Linked DNA regions of Homo sapiens: region 1 is linked to region 2. A link is a contact called in ENCODE Hi-C data. All regions are on one chromosome and are shown on one strand. Each heading gives the region's core, a stretch centred on a gene start or an enhancer-like site at or near the end of the contact. The rest is flanking DNA. Distances are from core to core; before and after follow the strand shown. Region 1 overlaps CITED2 (Cbp/p300 interacting transactivator with Glu/Asp rich carboxy-terminal domain 2). Region 2 overlaps ECT2L (epithelial cell transforming 2 like).

What was found. Hi-C counts contacts between places; a loop is a spot of excess contacts on that map. Pooled maps may share reads with other maps.
Region 1: a map of left ventricle myocardium inferior shows a loop between it and region 2 (3-fold over the local background). The contact joins two enhancer-like sites. A Hi-C loop is called at or near these places in 2 of 168 maps with a recorded cell type or tissue (heart left ventricle and left ventricle myocardium inferior) and 2 of 50 pooled maps.

What each region holds. Positions count from the first base shown.
Region 1 is chr6:139,364,831-139,371,914 of GRCh38, reverse strand. CITED2 (Cbp/p300 interacting transactivator with Glu/Asp rich carboxy-terminal domain 2) reads left to right here. Exons shown (of 2, transcript NM_006079.5): 2 at 1-108. Among named protein-coding and RNA genes, the nearest start is that of CITED2, 6.3 kb to the left of the region's middle. RefSeq lists an enhancer at 2,278-3,096. Within about 2 kb of position 1,855, at least 11 of the 41 ENCODE cell types and tissues checked have a DNase peak (open chromatin) inside an H3K27ac peak, as active enhancers do.
Region 2 is chr6:138,832,186-138,839,263 of GRCh38, reverse strand. It overlaps ECT2L (epithelial cell transforming 2 like), which reads right to left. Exons shown (of 22, transcript NM_001077706.3): 5 at 750-912. Among named protein-coding and RNA genes, the nearest start is that of ECT2L, 40 kb to the right of the region's middle. Within about 2 kb of position 5,348, at least 4 of the 41 ENCODE cell types and tissues checked have a DNase peak (open chromatin) inside an H3K27ac peak, as active enhancers do.

The DNA.
Region 1 (7,084 bases), core at 606-3,105, 540 kb before region 2:
AAAAATCAAGTGTTTCTGTTTATACCTGATTCAACTACTTAAATAGAGGTAGATTGGAATAATACACTGATTGATTGATGGGTGGCATTAAATATAAATCTACCTTTATCTCCAGTGATGAGAGTTTTATTTCTCAGCAAAAGTGCCAAGGATAGGTACATATTTTCTAGCGTAATCTCTGAAACAGTGTCTGACTGGTTTATAGTTCTGAGAAAGATGAGGCAGAATTCCACTTTGAGGCTTTTGTCCTATAATATTTAAAATGTACTCAGGTTGACTCAAAGGTCAAATTACAGTCTTTACAAGATGTTCCCTCTTAAGCATGCCCTGTTTTCCTGAATTCTGAGTTTTCCTGTTGCATGCATGGGATGCAAATCACCTGAAAATTATACTTTAATTTTACCTGGATAGATGTCTTATCAAGAAGACCATAGCTACAACTAAGTGGGTATCAAGTTTTGCCTTATATAATCAAGCAAAGGAAAAAGTAATATTGTGAAAATCTCAAATTATCCCAGGTGGAAGGAGAAGGAATTTTGTTTTTCATGTTTTCATGGCTTATCTTATGTTTATAAGAGCAACACACCTACCTTCAAGAAAAAATACAGACTTTTGTACGCAACTTACTAGGGGAAGTAAAAAATGTAGGTTGAGGAAAATCTTATAAATAATGCTTTAAAAGAACATTTCATTTAGACTCCGATTCTCATCTTAAATTCCATATTTTATAAGAAATCAGGAGGAGCGGATATTTAGAAGTGTTATGAGAGAGTAAGTTGGGCATAAAGGCTGCTTTAAGTATAATTCAGATCACCTGCATTTTATAATTTTATTTCCAAGGTAGGCCATGTAAAATTAAAATGCACACACTCCACTGGGTTTTTTATATACCTCTATAATTGACACTTTCTTCTTTAAAATTATGTTCAAATAAATATACTGAATCATCCAAAACTCTTTTTACCCTACTTTAAAAGCTGATCCAGATTTCCACATTAATAGTTAAAGCTGAAGTTTTCTTCAGCTAAGACATGTCAATACTAAATCTGCAATCAGCAATGAATCTTTCTGGCTAAGCATTTTCACAGTAAGTTTTTCTTTCTCTCTCTCTCTTTTTTTTTTCCAGAGGCTTAAGTGAAAAAATATGTTTGCATACATATTAATACAGCAACTCCAATCCTTTTTCACTAGTGCCAGGAAAAAAGGAAAGTGATTAAATGCATTTTTTTTTTTTTTTTTGCATAAAGAAGCCAAAGAATTGTCTTGCCACCACCCTTCACCATTTATTCTGCCAGGGAATAAGCCACAACACCTGCTCTGTCACTAAATTCCTCCTGCTGCTCAAACGCCGGAACACGTATGTGGAGATGCAGAGCCCAAGGAACTATTATTAGATCTTGAGCCCATCCCTACCAGAACAGAGGACTCAAACAGAGGAGCTGGGCTAAAAAGCACAATTTGTCTTCAGTACAAATACAAACGCTCCCGCACCCCAGTTCACTTGAGTGATCTCTGTTTCATTAAAAACTCTTTCTTGATCAACAATTGAGCAGATTCTACATGATATCTGCAGGTCTCTTAAGCAGAGAAAAATAACTCCTTGTTTCAACAACCTGATTAATGAAACCTGTACAGTGACCTAGATCACCCGGCTACTGGCAGACATTTGCAAAACCTTTTGTGGTCTTGCTTCCTACTAAGTTGCTTATAGCATATGGGGAAATTTGACCTCTGTACCTTGGCTGTTTGTCAAAAAGTTCTAATATGATACAAGAGAGCTTCTGTTCTTTAAGCTTTGCCCAAAAATAGACACTCCATGCTTGATTTTCAAGAAGAGATCAATGATAAGCTGCAGTGCAACCTCATAGCTACATGTCAGAAAAATAAGTCCACATTAATAAAAACGTATACTTCTGTCTTGTGCCTGATAAAATCCTCGTGACAGTATCTTTGCGGGAGCTGATAAAGACGTTAGAGCTATGGATGGGTCTTTGAAGAACAGTTACCTAATCACCACTGTTTATGGGGTGCTGGGCTAGAGCACTAGTAGCAGAAGGCTGACATCTATTGTGAAGTTTATGGTCTCCATGACTTTTACTACTGTAAACGCCTGGGATGGCTATAAATTGATGTCAACATTAAAGGCCAGATCCTTTAGAGAAAAATATTAATCCACTAATCTATTATGGGTGGCCAGCTTTGCAATAAAAACTTTGCAGCCCCGGACCATTAGGTGTTTTCGCCCCCTTGTGGAATTTATTTAGAAGGTCAATGAAAAGCTGTTTCCTCAAGAGCTTTTTCGCTTTTTTGTTTGTTTTGTTGCCATTTCTGAAGACTTTGTTTTCTTCTTTGAGCAAACAGCACATATTCGAGCAACACATTTTTTAAATCAAAGAAGATTCCAAAATAAACATCCTTTATAAAATAAGAATATTTTACTTACCAAAAACCTTAACCTATGATTAAGTGTGCATAATTGAGATTTGCCTCATATTTGAAAATATGCATTACCTAAGGGGTTTTCTTTTAAAAGTGTAAGGAGCAGTGGTTTGGGCTGATGCTTTAGCCTGCAAACTGAGGGGATGGCAAACCCTCAGCGCCTCCACAACAGGACTGTTGATTTGCAGTAAGGGTAAATAACAATGCATTTGACGGTATGAGGTTGGAAAGGTGGAGGGAAATATCCAGGAATGCAGAATGCAATTATCCACATTGGAATGTGACCAAGCCACCAGCCCTAATCTTGTGAAAGGACTGCAGGATCTTTAATGAGGATGAGTGTTGCTGTCTAATTGAGTCAGTAAAATTTACTTTAAAATAAACTGGGCAGATAACATTGTCTCCAAAAAATAAATAAATTTAGAATTCAAGGAATTTAAGACCCATGCCATTGGCAATTTTTTCCTCTGCAGTGGAAATGTTTTGCTAGCATGAAAGCAGCAGTACACCTCTTCAGAAATGCATGCTTCAGAGATGGTATTTATCATTTTGGGACTGCACCACTATCATCAAAATCAGCGCTCCCAGGCAGGTTGAGGCTGAGCCTCCAGAAGAGAACAATAGGTAGCACATCAAATGACTCAGCCAGTGAACCCCTATTATCATGGGCTCTGTTTGTCTTCTCCCCCTAGAATAGAAGGAACAATGGCAATGTCAGAATTTTAATTGCAATGGACTGGCTTAAATTACTTGACCTATTTTTATGCAGCAAGGAGAAAAATGATTCTTTTTTTTTCCTGGTAGCCATACTTTTAATTTAAACTGGAAAAGGAAATATAAGAATATTTTCCATCAAATAACATACTGCTGATAATTTTAGTTTGCCTTGTAGTGAGACCTACCTATATTTTAAAAAAATATTAAAACATCTGAAATAAAGAACTTCTTCCCTTCCCAGGAAGAAATTAAACTCATAAGTAATGCAGTAATGCTAAAGAGTGAGAAAATATTCTAAGAGCGGCTGGCGTGAATTTCTATCATATTTTGATATTTATACACAATGAAAGAAAAGCTATGATAAGTAAGAGTCTGTTGTGTTGAGGAACTGAATCCATGATCCTTGGGAAAGAGAAACTATCAGACCGACCTCTTCCATACTGTCTATGAACAAATAATGACTTTTTAGCGGCTGGATTCTTATCAGTTACTTCCTTCCCCTAGAGGAGCACTAAATGAAGCAGCCCCAGGAGGCAGTTAGTGGTGCTTTTTGAGAATTCAGCTTGGCTAAATCAGGACTTGCAGAGTGAGCAAAAAGCACATGAAAGAAAGATGGACGGTGAATATTATTACTTGCTTTATATGTTATTAGTTTTCATTAGGCTGAACTAATCTGAAAGATTAGTGAGGCAGGGGCACAACCAGGGGTGAGGACTGTGGTTCACGGAATTCTTGGAATTTTCCCATGGTATCACCATTGTGCTCAGCCCTGAAATCCCTCCCTTTCTTCCCTCTACAGTAGAGTGGTTACTTGATTACATTTTGGGTTGCTGAACAAAGCCGACAGGGGAATCTGTCTCCTGAGGAGCCTGTAGCAAGGCAAGGTTAGCGTGGTGCGCATTGCAGGAGATATGCAAATAGGCGAGTGGCTTTTGAAAAGTTAATAGTGCCCAAAGAATTCTGCCTGTCCATTCCTGAAAGCTGAGTGGGGAGCAAAATTAAGGCTTGAGTGCAAGTCAAACTAGCACAAAATCAGGAAAAGTCAGCCAACTCCAGATTGTCAGTACTGTTTTTATGAACACATGCTACAGTGAAGGAAATGGGATTGGAGGCTATTGAGGTCTTTTCTCTTTGGGTTTTCCTATGGATTGGTATAACATTTGGCCTTGTGATTTCCTTAGTCACTAGGCCACAGAATTTTATTGTTGTTAGTGGTGGTGGTTTATTCTCGTAACCCACTGGGTTTGGGGTTTGGTTTGGGTTCCGTTGGGTTTTTTGCTTCATGACAGTTGCTATCTCCTTAAAGCACATATAGTATACTTCAATTGTGCATACACATTCTTAGATCACCTTGTAAATATGGCCCCGTTGCATGTATTTTGGATAACTCTTGAAAGGAGGATAAGCAAGATGATGACCAGTTTCATACATCTCTCTTCACCCTATGTGTTTAGCAAACATAAGGACGATGAGGCCAGTAGGTGAAAAATGATTGAACTGACTGTTATGTTCCTAATATGAACTTAAATATCTAAATGTTTCTAAGATCCCCTTCTGACACCATTTTTTGGATCAATAGTTCTCAGCTGGGTAGAGGTACCTCTCAGGCTGGGGAGAAGGGAGAGAAAACAGTAACTTATAAAAACATATTCCATACTATATTTGGACAGATGTTTTAATACACATTCTTTTAGTAAAACAAAATGTAGAAAGACATTTCAAACTCTTATTATTTTTTTATTTATTTTGTTTGAGACAGAGTCTTGCTCTGTTGCCAGGCTGGAGTGCAGTGGCGCAATCTCAGCTCACTGCAACCTCCACCTACTGGGTTCAAGCGATTCTCCTGCCTCAGCCTCCTGAGTAGCTGGGACTACAGGCACGCACCACCATGCACAACTAGTTTTTTTGTATTTGTTGGCCAGGATGATCGCAATCTCTTGACCGCGTGATCCACTCACCTCGGCCTCCCAAAGTGCTGGGATTACAGCGTGAGCCACTGCGCCTGGCCTCAAAATCTTCTTGACTGATAGGGCATAGATTTTTAAATGGTAAGAAACACTGTTTAGACTGCATGGGATCAAATCGAAGAAATTTACCCTTCAATCAACATCTCTTAACAAATCTCTCTGTTGACCATAAGTTTCCTGTGGCTGCCTTGGTTGAGCACTTACTATGTGACAGATATTGTGGTAGGCACTTTACATACATAATCTCATTTAATGCTCACAATATGCTTGCAAGATTCATGATATTCTTCCAAATTTACATAAGGAAATTGACATTTAGAGAGGAAGTCAACTGCTCAAGGACAACACAGTAGCGGATAGAGGAGCAGAGTAGTTTCCAGACCTAGCTTCCGAGTCAGTGCTCTTTCTAAGACGCAGTGCTGCTGTGATAAACCAAATGACACCTATTCTTAAATGCCACTGATTGTAAAATGATCAATAAGTGATTAAGAGAAAAACCCATTACATTACATGAACACAAGTTCTAAAATATATGAACACAACTATACCATGTATTTATCCGTACAATCACACACCGTTTCCTTTTGGGATTCACAAGATTCGGGTCTACGCTTTTTCAAATTTGGTATAAAAATTCCTCCAAATTAAGTGTGACCCCTGAAAGTGCATGAGTAGCCTCATGGTGAGCTGCTTACCCCTTCTTAATATTTTGACCTCGTTAGCACTTCAAGTCAAATGAAAGAATATCAGTGATTTAAATTGCGGTTTCAGTTTTTTTTTCCTTAACTGAATTCCTTCTTGCTGGAAATAAACAGTTTCTTTCAGAAATTAAGCCAATGCCTTACCCTCCCAATTCTATACTCTATTAAATGAGAATGTTAGTTACTAAATTCTGGCACATAAATATGACCGCTTTACAACTCGCCCAACTGCCTGCCAGCGATTATGTTTTAATATTGATTATAAGATTCAGGCTGATTTCATAATGTTAAGATTTTTTTTAAGTACATGTTAGAATAAAGGAAATACAATATTTAGTTACTTTACACTTAACTAATCTTCCTCAATTTATCCAAAGTTTCTTGATGCAAATGTAAACTCACATTCTCTTACTTTGGTCTTCTATGGAAATGGAGAACTCTTCTATTAATAGTTACTGAAAAGAATAGTAGATCAGGAATAAAAAACATAGGTCTAGTCTTAACTCTGCAACCAAATAGCTGTGTAATTTAATCATTGTTGACTCAAGTTTCTCCATCAGTAAAATGAAGATGTTTAATTAATACATCTTGTATTCAAATTCTCATGAAGAAAACATAAGCCCGTTCCTATCATTTCTCCTCCTCTGAAAACATGGAGTACAATATTATAAGACCACCTCAAAACCTGTTCCATCATTCTTACCATTGTTTTTCCAAGCTCACCGTGAGTCTGTGGGTGTGCCATAGACCTGACCCAGTTGTGTCAACTTTCCAAAGATTGGAATCGTCTCTGTAAATATTCCCTTTCATTGCCATAATGAGCACAAATTTTGGCTACTGAGATTTATCAGCCTGCAAGCAAATGCCAAAAAAGCTTGCCACCCTAGGAAATATTTCCAGAACATGACATTGCAAATTTGCTGATGCAGTTGTTTAAATTATGTGTGTGTGTGTATGGTGTGTAACTTACTGAAAATAATTCGATCAATTCTTTATTTCAGGTTCTGTTTTATATTCTTACAGATTAATTTCACTTTTCCAACCTCATAAATAACAAACCATAACTATTTGAACTCTCTTCCTTTCAAACATCTTTTCCTGGGCCACAATTATTATCGTCATCATTAGCATAACTGTTAGTATTATTTACTTTCTCAGAGAGGCAATCCTATATACAATGCTAAGTCAGAGGAAGCTAGCATGTGTTGAACACTATAATAAGCAGATACGTAAGAGTTTTCAAGTAGTTAAGAGGCATTT
Region 2 (7,078 bases), core at 4,099-6,598:
TGCTGCTGTTAACTGCTTTCAACTGCTGTTGACAGATCTCAATGTATGTTCTTTAACAGATGTTAAGACAATAAGGGATTAGTTGAGGCTGTGGTTGTGTAGCAGTTTCTAGAGCTGAGTTATCAGAGATAATATACAAAATCTAAAGCATAAATCATTTTTCATGAAGAAAAGTGAACTCCTTGGCCGGGTGCGGTGGCTCATGCCTGTAATCCCAGCACTTTGGGAGGCCGAGGCGGGCGGATCACAAGGTCAGGAGTGCGAGACAAGCCTGACCAACATGGTAAAACCCCGTCTCTACTAAAAATACAAAAATTAGCTGGGCGTGGTGGCACGCGCCTGTAATCCCAGCTACTCAGGAGGCTGAGGTGGGAGAGTCACTTGAACCCAGGAGGCGGAGGAGGTTGTAGTGAGCTGAGATCACGCCACTGCACTCCAGCCTGGGCAACAGAGCGAGACTCCGTCTCAAAAAGGAACTTCTTTAACCAAGATAAAATGTTTTCTAAACAATTATACTGAGTATTTAAAGATTTTTTAAGTAACAGGAATTATTGGACTAGTCTATATTCCTTATTTATAGAAATACATTATTGTATTTCACTTTTCCCCATTTTTTCTCTCAAGGGTAAGTTAATGATGGATCAGGTACCCTCAGCTATTGTCTTCAGGGACGGGAGCTACCCCAGTAGCCTCATTACAGATTACAGCTGTACTTGTGCCCTATTACTAGGAAGTGGCAAATAGTAAACCTGTTCAGTTAAAAACTTCCAGGGCCAGCTGACTTGGGCAGCGGCACACAAATCTTTCGGACTCAAAAAGGAAAAGATATATAGAGAAATGAAGCGTGGTAACACTGTAGAGAAGTCCACTTTGGCCACTTGCATCCTTTCTGAAAACCAGTCTTGGACAAACCTAAAAAGAAAGAGAAATTTAGTTTAGAACACTAATGTCTAAAATTTACTAAAAAGTCAGCATAAATATTGGTCATTGATCTTCCTCCAATGTTCTACCTATAAAAAATAAATCCTAACAAAACATAAATCTAGATTTAAAAAATTTTCAGGCCAGGTGCCGTGGCTCATGCTTGTAATCCTGGCACTTTGGGAGGCCAAGGTGGGTGGATCACTTGAGGTTAGGGGTTCAAGACCAGCCTAGCCAACATGGCAAAACTCTGTCTCTACTAAAAATACAAAACATTAGCTGAGTATGGTGGTGCGTGCCTGTAATCCCAGCTACTTGGAAGGCCAAGGCAGGAGAATCACTTGAACCCAGGAGACTGAGGTTGCAGTGAGCCGAGACCGTGCTACTGCACTCCAGCCTGGGCAACAGAGTAAGACTCTGTCTCAAAAAAAAAAAAAAAAGTATTCACTTTGAATTATCCATTCTAAAAAGGAAGACAAAGAACAAGAATATCTAAAATTCACAGGAATAAAACAGTCTTGGAGTAAACCTAGTTTGATGTGATTTTCAAGAGAAAAAGACTATAAAACCTTTTCACTATCAATTTAAAACAACTCAAGATTTTTAATGGAGTTGAAATTCAAAGCAAAGATATATTCACTGAGATTTTCTTGTGTGTGGACGTTTTTGGGTTTTTTTAATTGTTGTTTTTTTTTTTTTTTGAGACCAGTGCTTCTAGAAGAAACTTATTTTTCCTTTTAAGTGGCTGCCTGTATTATAAGACCAAATTCTCTTCCCCACTGGACCTAACACACTATATTATGCGATTTATTTAATCCTTCTTTTGACACAAAGCTGGCCACATTCTGAAATGCCAGTCATTTCTCCTGAATGTGTAGCAGGTATAGAAGAGACTAGTGTGCTGTTACGGGTCAGTAACAGGGTTTGCTCAGCCTGGCGTGGCCACAGGAAGAGTGCGGAGAGACTCAGTGGGGCAATAGCCGTGTGCAGAAGGGGAGAAGGAGACGATTGCTTCTGAATGGCTGGAAGATTGGTTGTTTACAGGGGGTTGGGAAAAATATGAAGATTATGGGAGCTAGGTTTCTCACTTTTGGAAAAAGGATCTACAAGTATGTAAAGGAGGAAAGCTAGACTAATCTATATGCAGTTGGAGAGAAATTGGAGATATCACTAAAATCTCATGTTTTAAAATATGTATATAAATGAATGATACACAGAGACAGATGGCTGTATATGTACACGTGTGTACATATATTTCATGTTAGAGCACCTAAAAGCAATAACATCCCAGAAGCAATGAACACACCATAAACTCAGATCTTGGTTTCTCAATTCCGTTTCCTAATAAAACAAACCAGAGCTTACTGGAGAAATGGTATACTGATACCAGGGCAGGGACAAGGAAAGTATAAGATGGGTCTGGAACATTTTGACACCAGAAAATAAGGAAGTACTTAAAGAATCATGGACATACCAAAAGAATACAGAAGCTAATTTATTAATAAAGTCACTCCCACTGGCAAAATATGGAATAATTTGAGTATCAAAGTATATAATTAATGTAATATAGCCTATTGAATAAAACAGGCGTTCCTGAGTCCATACTGATATAAATATACCCATGAATGAATAAATAAATAGGGGAGAAGGAAAACTACCTCACAACAGAACACCAATTAGTACAAGCAGAAGGAATTAAGAAATCAGGAAATCACCACTTGGAGGCCATCATAGTAATAATTGCTTCAGGTAAGAATCATCAATGAGTGGCTCACGCCTGTAATCCCAGCACTTTGGGAGGCCGAGGTGGGTGGATCACCTGAGGTCAGGAGTTTGAAACCAGCCTGGCCAATGTGGTGAAACCTGTCTCTACTAAAAATACAAAAGTTAGCCGGGCATGGTGGTGTACGCTTGTAATCCCAGCTACTCAGGAGGCTGAGGCAGGAGAATCGCTTGAACATGGGAGGTGGAGGTTGCAGTGAGCCGAGATCGCGCCACTGTACTCCAGCCTGGGTGACGAGCAAAACTCCATCTCAAAAAAAAAAAAAAAAAAGATTAATGAATGCTAAAAGTAGTGGGTGAAAGCTTGATAAGAAACAGGATATTTACATAGAATAGTTTTTGATTACTTTAAAATTAATCAAATACTTTTAAATTGCTTATTAAATATAAATTAAGTACAAAATACTTAATTAGCTATCTTAACCAAGGGATGTAATCTCCAGCTATGGGACAAATTGATATGCTATGCCCCCCGACGCGATCCACTGAGAACACAGCATCATTTCCGCGCTATTCCTGCCAAGAAGGCATAACCTGAGCGTAATCTTGAGGAACCATCACCCAACCAGAAATCGAGGGTCATTCAACAAAGCAGCAGGCCTGTGCTCTTCAAAAGTATCAAGTCATAAGAGACAAGGAAAACCTGAGCATTTGCTCCACATTGAAGGCAGATCTAGAGACATGGAAACTAAATACAGTAGATAACCCTGGGCTGGATTCTGGACCAAATGGAAAAGGGTGATTATAAAGGACATTGCTGGAGCAATCAGGAATATGGGAATGGAGTCTGCAGGGTGGATGTAGTATTGTATCAGTGCTGATTTCCTGGTAATGCTGGATGTACTTTGATTTTTCAGCAGTGTGTCCTTGTGTTTTAGGAAACACACATTGACACACTTAAGGTAATGGGCATCATGTTCGTAATTTACTCTCAAGTGATTCTAAATAATAAGGCAAAAATGGTAAAATGTTAGCTATTAAACTGTTAACTATTTTTTTTTTTTTTTTTGAGACAGGGCCTGGCTCTGTCACCCAGGCTGGAGGGCAGTGGCGCAATCTCAGTTCACTGCAACCTCTGCCTCCCGGCCTCAAGCAATCCTCCCACCTCAGCCTCCCAAATTGCTGGGGACTCCAGGCATGCACCACCATACCCGGCTAATTTTTTTGTATTTTTAATGGAGATGTGGTTTCACTATGTTGCCCAGGTTGGTTTTGAACTCTTAAGCTCAAGCGATCCGCCTGCCTTGGCCTCCCAAAGTGCTGGGATTACAGGCTTGAGCCACTGCGCCTGGCCATAACTATTAAAATGTTAACTAAATGAGGAAGTCCAGGTGAAAGGGATAAAGACATTATTTGTACTATTCTTGCAACTTTTCTGTAAGTTAAAAATTATTGCAAAATGAAAAGTTTTTTTTAAGTGGCTAAAATTTTTTTTTTAAGTTTGCTTCAGTTCCAAGTTTTAACGATTTATTTTCTGTGTTCTTCCTCCCCTGGCCTTAAGTCACTGCTGTTTTTTTGATCCCTGTCCATGTAGCCTTGTCACATCCTGAGACAAAACAGAGTGGCGTAAAATGAACCTGTTGGCAGGCCGTTGTGAGGAAAGAGACAGAGAGAGAGAATGAGAGTGTGTGTGTGTGTGTGTGTGTGTGTGTGTGTGTGTGTGTGTAAACGGGGGCAAAGAATGGAGCCGGGCCTGTACTGGTAGCATGTAGTATCCACAGACAGAAGTGTCACTTGAGGATCTTGTCAGTATCAACAATAAAGCACAGGTAATAACTGTCATTTCCTTAGAGATTAACATTCAAGCTGAACAAGACTGTGACAATGCCAAGAACAGTTAATTTCTAATGAATTACTGTCCTCATTGCCTGAGTTAGACTTCAGGATCATTTTGCTAGCCTTTGAGATAAGTTTTACTCTCATTTACTTGGAATTATAAAATACAGTAATAAAATAAGAGGCAAAACAGAGATGTTTCCGGCCTCCTTTCCAAAGAAGGGTCTCAGTATCTTTAGATTTTCATGTCTACTACCTTCCCACCTCACAGCATCTATTGTTCCATCCCAGCAGAGCAAAGGAGAATTGAATATGAATTACTTCCAAAAGTAAACCTTGGTTATACATGTTTTATATTTGTTCCTATTCTATGCTGCTACAAGGACACGTTTGAGTATAATGAATCTTAAGAAGAAAGAAAAATGCTTCCGTCACATTAAAAAAAAATACATGATCAGCAGAACTAAGGTAGGGTAGTTTGTAGTAATGACATTGCAGGGCTCATCACATTTTAGTTAATGTTGCAAAGTAAGAAATCTGTGAAGAGAAATAACAACATGTAAGGAGACAGTGAAAAAATGTGTTTTGCTCATTTATTGTGACGAGGATGGTGTCATTTAAATAATTCATGATAATGCTTTGCAGTGTGCCACTGAATGTACAATGTGTACTTTGCAAAAATAACAAAGCTTAGTAATGTGGGACTTGAATTTAATTATCTGCTCTTAAATTTCTGATAAGAAGTAGAAGCTGCCAAAATTGTGATGAAAATGACTAGGAGAACAGCTTGGAGAGAGGCCTGTGGAGGGGAGAGTGGATTTGGCAGAGGTCCCTGTTTTCTGGTTGCCTAGGTAGCACCTCTAAGCCTTGTCGGGTGGCTTCTTTACAAACACTTTTATGGCTTGGTCAGGGTCTGGGTGCTGTTCATACCCCAGTTTCAGTCCCTGGTGCATTTTTTTTTAATTATTTATTTATTTATTTTTGAGCTGGAGTCTTGCTCTGTCACCCAGGCTGGAGTACTGTGGCGTGATCTCTGCTCACTGCAACCTCCACCTTCTGGATTCAAGCGATTCTCCTGTCTCAGCCTCCTGAGCAGCTGGGATTACAGGTGCATGCCACCAAGCCCGGCTAATTTTTGTATTTTAGTGAAGACAGGGTTTCGTCACGTTGGCCAGGCTGGTCTCAAACTCCTGACCTCAGGTGATCCTCTGGTGCATGTTTTAATGGGGCCAAAAGGAGATGACACAAGGGCAAGGGGAACCATAGGCATCTGTGCAACTCCTGAGTTGCATGAAAAGGAAGACAAGTTGGTAAGTGACAAATACCGATGGCCGTACAAATGTGCTTTTGGATCCAACAATTCGTCTTCTAGGGGTTTTTCCTAAAACAATGATTAAAGATATGTCTAAGGATTTAGCTAAAGGATGTTCCTCTAAGTGTTGTTTTTAGTAGCAAAAGCTGGGGGAAACAAGTTAAATGTCTGAGATAAGTTATGGCATATCTATAAAATCTAATCTTCCTAGAAATCAGTAGACTGAGCTGAAAGGGGAATCTATGTGATATGGTTTGGCTTTATGTCCCCACCCATATCTCATCTCCAATTTTAATCTCCATAATCCCCACATGTCAAGGGAGGGACCTGGTGGTGGGTGAGTGGATCATGGAGGTGGTTTCCCCCACGCTGTTCTTGTGATAGTGAGTTCTCATGAGATCCAATGTTTTATTGGCGTTTGACAGTTCCTCCTTTTCTCTCTCTCTCTCGCCTGCCGCCAGGTAAGATGTGCCTGCTTCCCCTTCCACCGTGATTGTAAGTTTCCTGAGGCCCCCCAACCCATGCAGAACTCTGAGCCAATTAATGCTTTTATATTTATAAATTACCCAGTCTCAGGCAGTTCTTTATAGCAGTGTGAAATGGACTAATATGCTATGAACTAATTTCAAACAGCTAAAAGCACTGGGATTATGAAGCATAATCTCTTCAAATGGAAGAGTAATGAAAAAAGAAATCAGCAAGTTATAAATTAAAAAAAAAACAACAAAAAAACACAAGGACACTAAATGGGAGCTGAAATTGAGAAATTCACAGAAGAATTGGGCCCAGTCTTGATGAGTAGTGCTAGGCTTTCCTACTGACAGGAGTCCAGACCTTGCAGGGAAGAAGCAAGGAAGCACACCTTCTCCTGGGCTGCTAAAGGAAAGGGAGACCTGGGGGAAATCAGAACAGGCCTGTACCTTGCATGGGCTTAAGTCCATATTAAATCTCCTGGCACATTAGAGACCCTGAGCTACCATAGAAACATAAACGCTGGTGAGAAAATAAGAAACCCAAGGGGTTCCTGGAGAGGAAGATACATATGTGAACCATCCCATGTGCCTCCACAACCCAGGGCAGTTATCCTCCCTTTGGAAAATAACCTCAGACTAAAACACCATGAGGGAAGGCCAGCAAATGAAACAAACAAGGGATCCGTCATCTCCAGAACTGAAGGTAATGAAAGAATCCAAGAGATTTTAACATAAACATGCTGAAAATATTCAAAGAGAAATCAAGGTAATAATAGGAGTGAATGTTTGAAATGTTCATTTGGAAAAAAAAAAA